Linked DNA regions of Homo sapiens: region 2 is linked to region 1. Evidence: read pairs that join two places in POLR2A ChIA-PET (ENCODE). Cell type or tissue: OCI-LY7. All regions are shown on one strand. Each heading gives the region's core, and the rest is flanking DNA. Links, peaks and the distances in the headings are about the cores only. Region 1 overlaps SAP30BP (SAP30 binding protein). Region 2 overlaps UNK (unk zinc finger).

Evidence for each region. Peaks named below come from ENCODE experiments on the same cell type or tissue, not always from the same donor. Only the 100,000 strongest peaks of a DNase experiment are listed, where the experiment ranks them.
Region 2: POLR2A ChIA-PET joins it to region 1 with 9 read pairs; 21 of 35 experiments call an interaction of 5 or more read pairs at or near these places.

Annotation. Positions count from the first base shown.
Region 1 is chr17:75,671,924-75,678,216 of GRCh38, reverse strand. The region is part of intron 3 of SAP30BP (SAP30 binding protein); the gene reads right to left. Among named protein-coding and RNA genes, the nearest start is that of SAP30BP, 7.7 kb to the right of the region's middle. In OCI-LY7, for the core only: CTCF peaks have their summits at 2,904 and 3,108 (motif pointing left); a DNase peak (open chromatin) is centred at 3,106; H3K27ac peaks cover 1,472 bases.
Region 2 is chr17:75,793,781-75,800,073 of GRCh38, reverse strand. All of the region lies in intron 1 of UNK (unk zinc finger), which reads right to left. Among named protein-coding and RNA genes, the nearest start is that of UNK, 12 kb to the right of the region's middle. In OCI-LY7, for the core only: no CTCF peak of the experiment used is centred there; no DNase peak of the experiment used is centred there.

The DNA of each region.
Region 1 (6,293 bases), core at 1,932-4,431:
TACTTAGTTGAACCTTAAAATAAATGAGACAGATTTTATTATGATGATTATTTTCGCGATGAGAAAAACTGAGGTTAAAGGACTTCCCCAAGAAAACCCCAGTCTCATTCCAGAGCTTGAACTCCTCCCCACCATGCCAGGGCTGAATCATCTTACTCTGAATACTAACCCACCCTCAACATGGCTCAAGACCCCATAAGGCTAACAACTTAACGGACATTTTCAGAGCAATAAAAACAGTTCTCAAACAACTACTGAATCACTGACCCATGATTTCTGTTTTAGAATAATAGTAGTTTTTCTAAGGGGTCTGCAAAGTCAAAACCGTTTTAAGTCATTGTCTTTTTCATCGTGTTGACCTTTGCACAAGCAATGGTGGGTAAACTGCTAGCCTTTAGAACAAATTGAGGTGGCAGCACCAAACTGTAGCCGTTTGATTTAAAAAAAAAAAAAAAAAAAAAGGGCTGGGTGTAATCCCATGGGATTCCCATGCCTGTAATCCCAGCACTATGGAAGGCTGAGGTGGGTGGATCACTTGAGGTCAGGAATTTGAGACCTGCCTCACCAACATGGTGAAACCCCAACTCTACCAAAAAAAAAAAAAAAAAAATACAAAAATTAGTCAGGCACGGTGGTTCACATCTGTAATCCCAGCTACTCGGGAGGCTGAGGCAGGAGAATCGCTTGAACTGGGAGGTGAAGGCTGCAGTGAGCTGAGATTGCGCCACTGCACTCCAGCCTGGGTGACAGAGCGAGACTTCGTTTCCAAAAAAAAAAAAAAAAAGCCAGTTTCACTTAAGAATGGTCAGCCATAGGCCGGGCGTGGTGGCTCACATCTGTAATCCCAGCACTTTGGGAGGCTGAGGCGGGCAGATCACAAGGTCAGGAGTTCGAGACCAGCCTGGCCAATATGGTGAAACCCTGTCTCTACTAAAAACACAAAAATTAGCCGGCCATGGTGGCGCGTGCCTGTATCCCAGCTACTCAGGAAGCTGAGGCAGGAGAATTACTTGAACCTGGAAGGCAGAGGTTGCAGTGAGCCGAGATTGTGCCACTGCACTCCAGCTTGGGCAACAGAGTGAGTGTCTCAAAAAAAAAAAAAAAAAAAAAGTTTTCTGCCAGGACAGTAAAAATGATTAGTTTTATGACATCTTGACATTTGAATATACATCTCTTTAATATTTTGGGCAATGACATGAGAGGCATGCATAAATACTTCTGCTGCATAACAAAGTCAGACAAATGTCTCAGGGAAAAGCACACATAGCAATGCCCCCTTATCCGTGGGGTATACGTTCCAAGATTCCCAGTAGATGCCTTGAACCTCTGATAGTACTGAGACCTATACATACTATGTCTTTTTCCTATACATACATACCTATGATAAAGTTTAATTTATAAACTAGTAAGAGATTAACAACAATTAGAATTATATACTGTAATAAAAGCTATGCGAATGTGAACTCTCTCTCAAAATAGCTTACTGCATGTAATATATTCAGACTGCAGCTGACCTCAGGTTACTGAAGCCACGGAAAAGGATGGACTACCGTTTGTGATTATTTGAGTCACCAGTTGAACTGACAGTTTTCTTCAGGAAACACCATTTTTATTTGAAATAATGACAAACTAGTTATCTGGACTTGGGTATTTGGCAGACATTTTCTCAAGACCAAAGCCTGTTACTTCAAGGAAAGCTCTGATAGCACATATTGAAAATGATAAATTCATGCTTTCAAACAAAAATTATTAGAAACACATTATCTTAAAAAATGTATTGCTCCTTATTGTGGGCTTGCTAAAAGGTTTCTAACATTTAATGATTTTCTGATGAGATTAGTGATGTCACTAATAAATACTACTTTTTTGATACGACAGAACAAAATGTGTCAACATTTAGATCTGTGTAACTCAGTACATCAGCAATTTTCAAATCACCAGAGCCTGACGATATCAAATCATGTATGGGTAAAAGATCCATTCAAAGGGCAAGACAGACCAGTGGATTTTAGGGAAGCAGAATGCAGAGTTCACTGGTAAGGCTTTGCATTCCATGATGTAACTAACCTTTCAAGGAAACTATCACCTGTTGAGTTTTGATGAAGTATCAAAGAAGAATACCTATAATTACCTGAATGCAAAAGCAGTTATATGTACCCAGCCATATTCTATTAAGCCAGACATTAAAGAGATTTGTAAAGTGGTGACACAGTGCCACTCTTTGCATTAACATTTTTTTGGAAATACTTATTTTTTCTAAAAATGTTATTTATGTTAATATGTAATAGGTTTGTTTGTTTGAGACAAGGTTTCAGTCTGTCACCCAGGCTGGAGTGCAGTGACAAGATCACAGCTCACTGCAACCTCTACCTCCCAGGCTCAAGTGATTCTCCCACCTCAGCCTCTCGAGTAGCTGGGACTAGAGGCATGCGCCGCCACACCCGGCTAATTTTTGTATTTTTTTTATAGAAATGGGGTTTTATCACGTTGTCCAGGTTGGTCTCAAACTCCTGGGCTCAACCAATCTGCCCACCTCGGCCTCCCAAAGTGCTGGGATTACAGGCACAAGTCACTGTGGCCGGATCAGGTTTGTTATTTTAAAATAAGTAATTTAAAATTTTCTCAGTTTTAACTTATAAAATAGTAAACATCAATAGATAAAACCAAAATGAAAACTCTGAGATCCTCAATTTTTAATTGTGTAAAGAAACCTAAATGTTTTGAGAACTACTGAAAAAAATTAAAAGATCTTAAAAAACCATAGTAGAGGCCGGGCGAGGTGGCTCACACCTGTAATCCCAGCACTTTGGGAGGCTGAGGTGGGCAGATAACGAGGTCAGGAGATCAAGACCATCCTGGCCAACATGGTGAAACCCCGTCTCTACTAAAAATACAAAAATTAGCTGGGCGACATGGCATGTGCCTGTAATCCCAGCTACTCGGGAGGCTGAGGCAGGAGAATGGCTTGAATGCGGGAGGCAGAGGTTGCAGTGAGCTGAGATTGCGCCATTGCACTCCAGCTTGGGCAACAAGAGCGAAACTCCTACTCAAAAACAAAACAAAACAAAAAAACAACAAAAAACCAAAGTAGAAAGGAGAATGCCACCTAGTGGAGATGACAATTATGACAGTAATCTAATTGTTAAACAACACTTCTAACAAAGATCCACACTTGTAACATATTCTATTGTTAGAAACTTCCTATGTTCATGTGCACTGGGCCTGGTGGCTCACAGCTCTAATCCCAGCCCTTTGGGAAGCCAATGTGGGCAGATTACTTGAGCCCAGGAGTTCAAGACCAGCCGGGGCAATATGGCAAAACCTTTCCTCTACAAAAAAATTAAAAAAAATTGCTAGGTGTGATGCACACACCTGTAGTCCCAGCTGTTTGGGAGGCTGAGGTGGGAGGATTAATTGAGCCAGGGAGGTTGTGGCTGCAGTAAGTTATGATGGCACCACTGCACTCCAGGCGACAGAGGAGACTCCACCTCAAAAAAAAAAAAAAAAAAAAAAAAAAAACAAAAAACAAACAAAAAAACTTCATATGCTTAAAGCAGAATGTCCAAAATTAAGGGTTTTGAATATAAAAAATATTGTTACACATCAATTTAAAAAAATGTGGGCTGGGCACAGTGGCTTATGCCTGTAATCCCAGCACTTTGGGAGGCAGAGGCGGGCCTATCACTTGAGGCCATGAGTTCAAGACCAGCCTGGCCAACATGGTGAAACCCTGTCTCTATTAAAAATACAAAAAATTAGCTGGGCATGGTGGCTCACACCTGTAATCCCAGCTACTCGGGAAACTGAGACAGGAGAATCGCTTGAACCCAGGAGGCGGAGGTTGCACTGAGCCGAGATCACAGCACTGCACTCCAGCCTGAGCGACAGAGCAAGACTCTGTCTCAAAAAAATAAATAAAATAAATAAATAAAAATAAAATGTAAATGTGCCAGAAAGTTCTGGATTTGAGGTACATGTTGCTATGTGGAAGAGAGTCTGAGGCCAGCTCAAGCAGAAGGATGACAGGGCCAGGACTAAGATAAGAGTATCACAGAAGACTCATGCTGGGGATCATTTGTAGTCCTTGGAGATGCCACGAGGACTCCTAAAGGCCTGGCAGCCACTGGGGATTGCAGAACATTGAAGCTGGCAAGCTTTATCTAAACCCTTCTCCATCACCCTCCAAAAGAACTATATCAAGTGACTTTGAGGGTTGGATTTTGTGTTCTGATTTCTGAGGGCTCCTCAAGAGGAACAGAAATTATTCCATGAAAACTTTTCATTCCACAGTAAAACTTGAAATGCACATGAGTGAATGAGGAACAGCGAAGCACATCAGTCAAGGAGCAGGCAGGAATGACGAGGCTGTCAGCCGTGATGTAGGGCTGAGAAGGGGAGCCTGAGCACAAAAGGCATTTCCACAATCTTCCCAGCTTCACCTTTTTTGGGTCCCTCCCACCCCGCTCTTTAGTGACTGCTACTGGACAGCAGTAAAGTCTGTTTTGTTTTTCATGTGACCCCCACCCTGACTCACAAAGCCCTGTCATCTCCCAAGGATTTGTTGCCTGGATTACAGTATTTTAGAAGGGGTGACCGTTAAGTGTTATGTACCCTCCTCTCCAGCCAACTTCCCCAGGAAGCCTTCCAGCCCTAAGAAAAGGCTGCAACTGTACCCAGAAAGACTCTAGGACCCAGATCCTCCCTTCCCTCCACAACTGAAACCCAAACACTTAACGGCTCCCTGGGCTTGTTTTACGTGCAGGCTCCAAGTCCCACATACCCTAAATACTAGGCAGAGAAGATTATCACTACTGAGTGTTTTGTTCTGCAAGCCCGAGGAGAGCTGTGACTGACTTTGAACTATGGGGCCATGGGTCTGCCCATACCATCTTGCCAGTTCTCAGGCAGGGCGAGTTCTCAGGCCTGGGTTCCAGGTTTTTCACTCAGCATAGAAAGCAGGTTGCATTTACAGTTTTCAGGGGTTCTTTTTTTTCCCTCCTGCATGCTGGCGCCAAAACTTTCTTTCCTGGTAAAACACACTCTTATCTTTCTCACTCACAACGTCTCAAGATTTTAGTGGCTACATACAGTTCTATCCAATCACAGAATCAGCTCAAATATGGAACAGCTCACACTATATTTTCAAGAATATTACTGTTTTAGATTTTAATTGGGCATAAATTTCCTAAATTTTACTAGGTCATCTTGAAAGTTACAGCTGGTTTCCAAGCAGTTTTTTTTTGTTTTTTTTTTTGAGACAGATTCTCATTCTGTTGCCCAGGTTGGAGTGCATTGGCAGATCATGGCTCACTGCAACCTCTGCCTCCCAGGTTCAAGTAATTCCCCTGCCTCAGCTTCCCCAGTAGCTGGGATCACAGGTGTGCACCACCCACCAGTCTCACCAGTTAATTTTTGTATTTTTAGTAGAGACGGGGTTTCACCATACTGGCCAGGCTGGTCTTGAACTCCTGACCTCAAGTGATCCTCCCGCCTCAGCCTCCCAAAGTGCTGGGATTACAGGCGTGAGCTACTGCGGCTGGCCTCAAAGCAGTTTTTAACTGCAAAATGGGTCCTTATTCCCCGGGTCTAGAGTGATATAATTAAGTCTTTTTCTTTGGGGGTACAGGGGGGAAGTTTTTCCTCATAAAAAATGACTCTTCAGCAAGTACACATTTCTAATGGCCAATGCACAGCACAGCAGCTTAACCAACACAAGGGTGTCTTAACCTTCACAACAGATCATTATGGAATGTGATAGGAATTGCTACAAATTACTCTTGGCTGCTACTAGGATGACACTATGAGAATAGTTATGTTGTTCCGAAAAAGACCATTCTGTACAGCTTGCCCAAAAGTGGATGGACACACCCCCAGGAAAATGAGCATTAGACCCACCATCCCTGAGAGCTGGGGAGAGGCCTCATTTTGGTCTGACCTTCTTATAGCCTCTTGTTCACTTCTAGATGACTAAAGAGAACCCAAAGCACGCGAGGCGGCCCTTACACCTTCCTGGGTCTAGAAACAGACTAATCCACCTGCAGGGCAGTGACACTTAAAGCCCCATCTGGGATGCAGAATGCAAGTGGGTTGTTGGCCTCAGCCAGGCCTCTCGCCTTTCTAGTCAGGAGATATGGCACAATCTGAAAGGCTGGAAATCCAATGTGTCTCAGGATTTGTTCATTCCTGAGTTGTCTCCAGGTTCTTTCTTTATAAAGCTTATTTTATCCCAGAAAATGTCCACACAGTTGCACAGTTTGTCAGTGGGACAGATCTTGACCAAACATACGAACTGA
Region 2 (6,293 bases), core at 2,111-4,610, 120 kb before region 1:
ACAATTCTTACCTTGTGGGCCTTAAAAAAGCAGGCAGCAGGCTGGATTTGGCATGCAAGCCGGTTTGCTGACCTCTGCTCTACACTTGGGTTTTTTTGTCTTTTTTTTCCCCTTTTTGTGGAGAAAGGGGGCTCGCTGTATTGCCTGAGCAGGTCTCAAACTCCTGGGCTCTAGCTATCCTCTGGCCTCTGCTCCCTAAGTGCTGGGATTACAGGTGACCTCTGCGCTAAACAGTTGGTATGCCCCATCACATCACAGCCTTACATTTCCATACTTTTGATCATGTTGTCCCCTGGGTCTAGATCACCCTGAGGGTTCCCTGGCCCTGCCTGCCCCCGCTTCCATGTTCCTACTGCACTATGTGAATACTGCTGGTACAGCCACCACAGTGGATTCTGACTGTTTTGTACACTGCCACATCGATCATCTTTGTACCCCTGCACAGAGCTGACCCACAGCAGGTGCTTGAGATGTGGGAAGTGAAAAGAAAAGCAAAAAGCACCCCAAGTGGTAGAAACCTGGTACAAAAGCAGCTCTGCACGAACCCAGCAAAACACAGAGGAGCAACTCCAACCTCTGACTTAGATACATCTCCTGGCAATTAACTCAGTAAGCTCTCTCTTCCACATCACGTCTGCTCAGCTTTGTTCCTCACCTGAACACTAAAATTGAGATCTTCCGCCTCACACACAGAGTCGGTTGCTGGCATCTGGCTCTTTTGTCATTGGTGCTGGGAATGTGCAGAGACCATTACAGATTAACTTTTTTGAAAAAGGGTCTCATTCTGTCACCCAGGCTGAAGTGCAGTAGTGCAATTACAGGTCACTGCAGCCTCCCAGGCTCAAGCAATCCTCCCACCTCAGCCTCCCGAGTAGTTGGGACTACAGGCACCTGCCACCCCACCCAGCTAATTTTTGTATTTTTTTGTAGAGATGAGGTTTCGCCATGTTGCCCAGGCTGCTCTCAAACTCCTGACCTCCAGCAACCCTCTTTTTTTTTTTTGTTTTTGAGATGGAGTCTCGCACTATCGCCCAGACTGGAGTCCAGTGGCCCGATCTCGGCTCACTGCAAGCTCCGCCTCCTGGGTTTGCACCATTCTCCTGCCTCAGCCTCTGAGTAGCTGGGACTACAGGCGCCCGCCACCACGCCTGGCTAATTTTTTTGTATTTTTAGTAGAGACGGGGTTTCACTGTGTTAGCCAGGATGGTCTCGATCTCCTGACCTCATGATCTGCCTGCCTCAGCCTCCCAAAGTGCTGGGATTACAGGCGTGAGCCACCGTGCCCAGCAAGCAACCCTCTTTAGTCTCTCAAAGTGCTGGGATTACAGGTATGAGCCACCATGCACAGCCACTACAGATTAATTCCTGTTTCTATTTCCTCCAACAACCAATGGGTATCATGATGACTACTGACAAAAGCTGGGTATCGGCCAGGCATGGTGGCTCATGCCTGTAATCCCAGCACTTTCAGAGGCCAAGGCAGGTGGATCACCTGAGGCCAGGAGTTCGAGATCAGCCTGGTCAACATGGCAAAACCCCATCTCTACTAAAAATACAAAAATTAACCGTGGTTTGGTGTAGTGGCACATGCCTATAATCCCAGCACTTTGGGAGGCCAAGGTGGGTAGATCACCTGAGGTCAGGAGTTCAAGACCAGCCTGGCCAACAGGGCAAAACCTTATCTCTATTAAAAATGCAAAAATTAGGCCAGGCGTGGTGGCTCTTGCCTGTAATCCCAACACTTTGGGAGGCTGAGGTGGGGGGATCACCTGAGGTCAGTTCGAGACCAGCCTGGCCAACGTGGCGAAACCCCGTCTCTACTAAAAAATACAAAAATTAGCTGGGTGTGGTGGCACACACCTGTAATCCCAGCTACTCGGGAGGCTGAGGCAGGAGAATCGCTTGAACCCGGGAGGCGGAGATTGCAGTGAGCCGAAATCGTGCCATTGCACTCCAGCCTGGGTGACAAGAGCAAGACTCTGTCTTAAAAAAAAAAAAAAAAAAAAAGAGCTGTGGTCAATCTTTTTGTGGAGTGCATGTCTGCATGAATGTCCACCCTGTATGTTTTGTTTGTTTATAATCTGATTTGGACAAACCTACAGATTTGAGTACAGAGACATATAGGCAAGACAATGATGGCCTCCAGACAACTAAGACAAGCCAACAGAAAGAGATGGCGCTGCAACACCAGATTTGCTCAGGACTTCATGAATCCCGGAACATGCAGTGAACAGCAAGATGTAAGCCCAACAAAAGGGACAAGAGATTGAGCCGGTGGAATAACTCACTCTGGATGCCCCTCAGCCTTGGGTAATGGGCCATGAGTTTTCAAGATGGAGCGGCCAGTGAGGAAACACCTGTTCCTGCAGCTCCTGCTGCTCTCCTGGCCACTTAGTGTCACTACTCATGACCCTCACACAGCAGCTGGCAAAGACAGGGCAATCTGACAGATCTGCCCATATCCCTAATAAGCTACTAATGTTCATTTTATTACAGCCAGTCTTATAAAAATTGAATTTCATCTTTTTCAACAAGTATAGGCCAGGTGTGGTAGCTCATGCCTGTAATCCCAGCACTTCGGACAGCCAAGGCGGGCGGATCGCCTGAGGTCAGGAGTTCGAGACCAGCCTAGCCAACATGGGGAAACCCCATCTCTACTAAAAATACAAAAATTACCTGGGTATGGTGGCACATGCCTGTAGTCCCAGCTGCTTGGGAGGCTGAGGCAGACAACTGCTTGAGCCTGGGAGGCAGAGGTTGTAGTGAGCCGAGATTGCGCCACCGCACTCCAGCCTGGGGGACAGAGTGAAACTCCATCTCAAAAACAAAAACAAAAACAAAAAACAAATATATACAAGCTTTAACATGAATATAGGATCTTTTTAAAAAGCAAGACATAGTCCTAATCTTAAACATTCTTTATTGAAATCTAACCACAATATGATAGGATTCTGCAACTAGCACTAAAGGAAAGGAAAAACAAAAAGCCAAAAAACCTGTCATTTTTGAAGATTATTTGTAGTATCCAAAGGCTCAAATGATGCTTGTCTATAATCTCCTGCTTTCCATGTTAACCCTGCTAGCTACTTCTTTCCTTCCCCCACATATAACTCCTAAAAAGAAATGTAGTCACTGAGATCATAATTCACGGCTTATCAAAGGTTCTTTAAGTTTAAGAATAAAGTATGTTTTACCCTCAAAGAGAATATTGTAAGAGCATATGAGCCATGGGTTAAAATTCTAAATTATTTATCCAAGTATGTATATGTTTGTTACAAGCTGCTAAAAATCTTTCCTTATTTTTGCAAATCTGATAGGTAAACTATTATCAGTTCTACATTCCATATTTATAAGGATATACATACACATTCTGATACCAAACATGACCCAGAAACCATACAACTTTGTAACAGTAACCACATTGGTGGGAGTTACTAAAAATGGCTTTTAGTTTAGGCTGGGTGTGGTGTCTCAGGCCCAGCACTTTGGGGAGCAGAGGCAGGACGACTGCTTGAGGCCAGAAGTTCCAGACCAGCCTGGCAACACAGTAAGAACCTGACTTCACAAAACAAATTTAAAAATAAAAAATTAGTCGGGTATGGTGGTAAACACCTGCAGTCCCAGCTACTCAGGAGGCTGAAGTGAGAGGATCATTTGAGCCCAGGAGTTCAAGGCTGCAGTGAGCTATGATTACGTCACTGCACTCTAGCCTGGGTGACACAGTAAGACCATATCTCAAAAAAAAAAAAAAAAGCTTTAAATATTTGGATGGATCTGACACACTACACAGCTATAGAGATGTGGCTTCCAAATCTTCTAAAGTGATCCTGATTTAGAATATTCTCTCTGGCAGAAAAAGCAAGCTCAGGGAGTATTATTCAGGCAAATAAAATAAGTGTCTGGTGAATTTGTAAGTGTGTCTGAACCTTTAAGGGAGTCTTTGATCCCACACTGGCCTTTAGTCAGAGTAAATACAATATGATCTTATGGCTACTATGAAGCTCCTAGATGCGATGAAACTCCCTACCGCACCTGGGCACACACGCCCGTGCACACACACACAGCAACCCACAGTTCAAGTGCTACGGGCACTCAAGCAAGTCAGTGTTTTACAGTGGGGGAGCCAATCACTGGCAATTATTTCAGCCCACTTTTCACTGGGGCTCACTGGAACTTTCTGACACCTGTGAGCTGTCCTGGCCCCAAGAACTAACAAGAGCCAGGAAGGGTGTGCAATTAGTCCTGTGTGTCCATGGTCCCTTCTTTCTATAACTGTCCCCTTGCCCTGTGGGGCCTAGAGCTGGTGAAACTGAGGAAGATTCATATAAGGGTCACTCACGTCACTGATGTTAGAGAATATTCGAGAGTACTACAAACCCCCGTTCATCCTCCCCCAAATTATATAATACCTTGACTTTATCCAAAGTTTTTCTGGCCAGGCATGGTGGCTCACACCTGTAATCTCAGCACTTTTGAGAGGTCAAGACGGGCAGATCACTCGAGGTCAGGAGTATGAGACCAGCCTGGCCAACATAGCGAAACCCCGTCTCTACTAAAAATACAAAAATTAGCCAGGTGTGGTGGCGCGTGCCTGTAATCTCAGCTACTCAGGAGGCTGAGGCACTACAATCACTTGAACCCGGGAGGCGGAGGTTGCAGTGAGCGGAGATCACACCACTGCACTCCAGCCTGGACAACAGAGCGAGACCCTGTCTCAAAAACCAAAAACAACAACAACAACAACAACAACAAAAAGCCCACAAAGTTTTTCTGTACATAGCTAACCTGAAAAAGCTAGCCTGGAAAACCTCCAGTTTTATGACCCTTTAGTAATATGTTTAAACTAACATGTTCTTTGTACATTGTTTTCTGTACAACAACGTATTTGGCCCTAAACTGCATGGGTCAGTTTAGAACACACATCCATCATGTAAGATACAAGCAGTATGATGGAGGCGCTACAAAGACTGGAGAATGAAATAAGAATTCAAGTGGACGTGGAAGAGAGAACTGTTCTCTGAAGATGCTGCTGCCCCGTGCGTGCCCTAGGAACTGAAGGATCTATTTTAGTGTGGATGCAACTAAAGAAGGCATTCAATCAGGGCTGTTGAAGCAAGGAGCAATGCAACTGAAAGCAGTGACTAGGGCCCTGTTCAAATAATGGCGGAGAACAGTACCTACGCTGTGCTAAGTGCCAAGCACTGTTTTAAGCGCTTTACATGTATGAACTCATTTATTTCACCCTTATAACAACCCCATGAGACAGGTAATATTCCTATTCTCAGGAAACTGATACACAAAGAGGTAAGTCACTTGCCCAAGATCTCACAGCTAGTAACTGACAGAGCTGGGCCTCAAACCCAGGTGGTGTGACCCTGGAGTCAGTACTCTTAACTACCATGCTGACTATTAACTAAGCATTTTTTTTTTTTTTTGAGACGGAGTTTCACTCTTGTTGCCCAGGTTGGAGTGCAATGGCGTGATCTCGGCTCACCGCAACCTGCGCCTCCTGGGTCCTAGTGATTCTCCTGCCTCAGCCTCCCTAGTAGCTGGGATTACAGGTGCCCGCCACCACACCCAGCTAGTTTTTTGTATTTTTAGTAGAGACGGGGTTTCACTATGTTGGCCAGGCTGGTCTCGAGCTCCTGACCTCAGGCAATCCACCCGCCTCAGCCTCCCAAAATGCTGGGATTACAGGCGTGAGCCACCATGCCCGGCTAACTAAACATTTCTTAACTGAGCTAAAGGAAAAACAACAGTAGTAGCAAATAAGCCTCAGTGACTCTCTGAAAGCTGTTTAGAATATGTCAGAGAGTTTCGGACAGGCCATAACTACAATACCATAAAATAAGTTGCTGAAATAAAAACAGAAATGTTCACTTTAGCATGCTCTACTGGATATTTAATATACATTTTTGTATTCATTATAAAGTACTCTTACTTCAATAGTAAAACAGACGTTACTTTGTTTTTAATCAGGAAATACAAGTACCAGTCTCTAATTTATATTATATTTAGATGGTCTGATTCACACAAATCCTGAAGTGACAGGTCACCAGATGCCTGGCACCTCTTAACAGTAAAAGTGACATCAGAAACGTATAGTAATGTTCTTACCAAAATTAATAAATGCTTAGATATAAGAACGACTACTTAAAACTTCTAAGTCACAAAACACCATGCTAAAGGTTTTTATCAACCTCTTCTTTACAGAACATAACTACTTCTCTTATGTGGGGGTAGACTTGTGAATAGGCCAAAATTTCATAGGAAGGTGGGACATGGACCTTCCC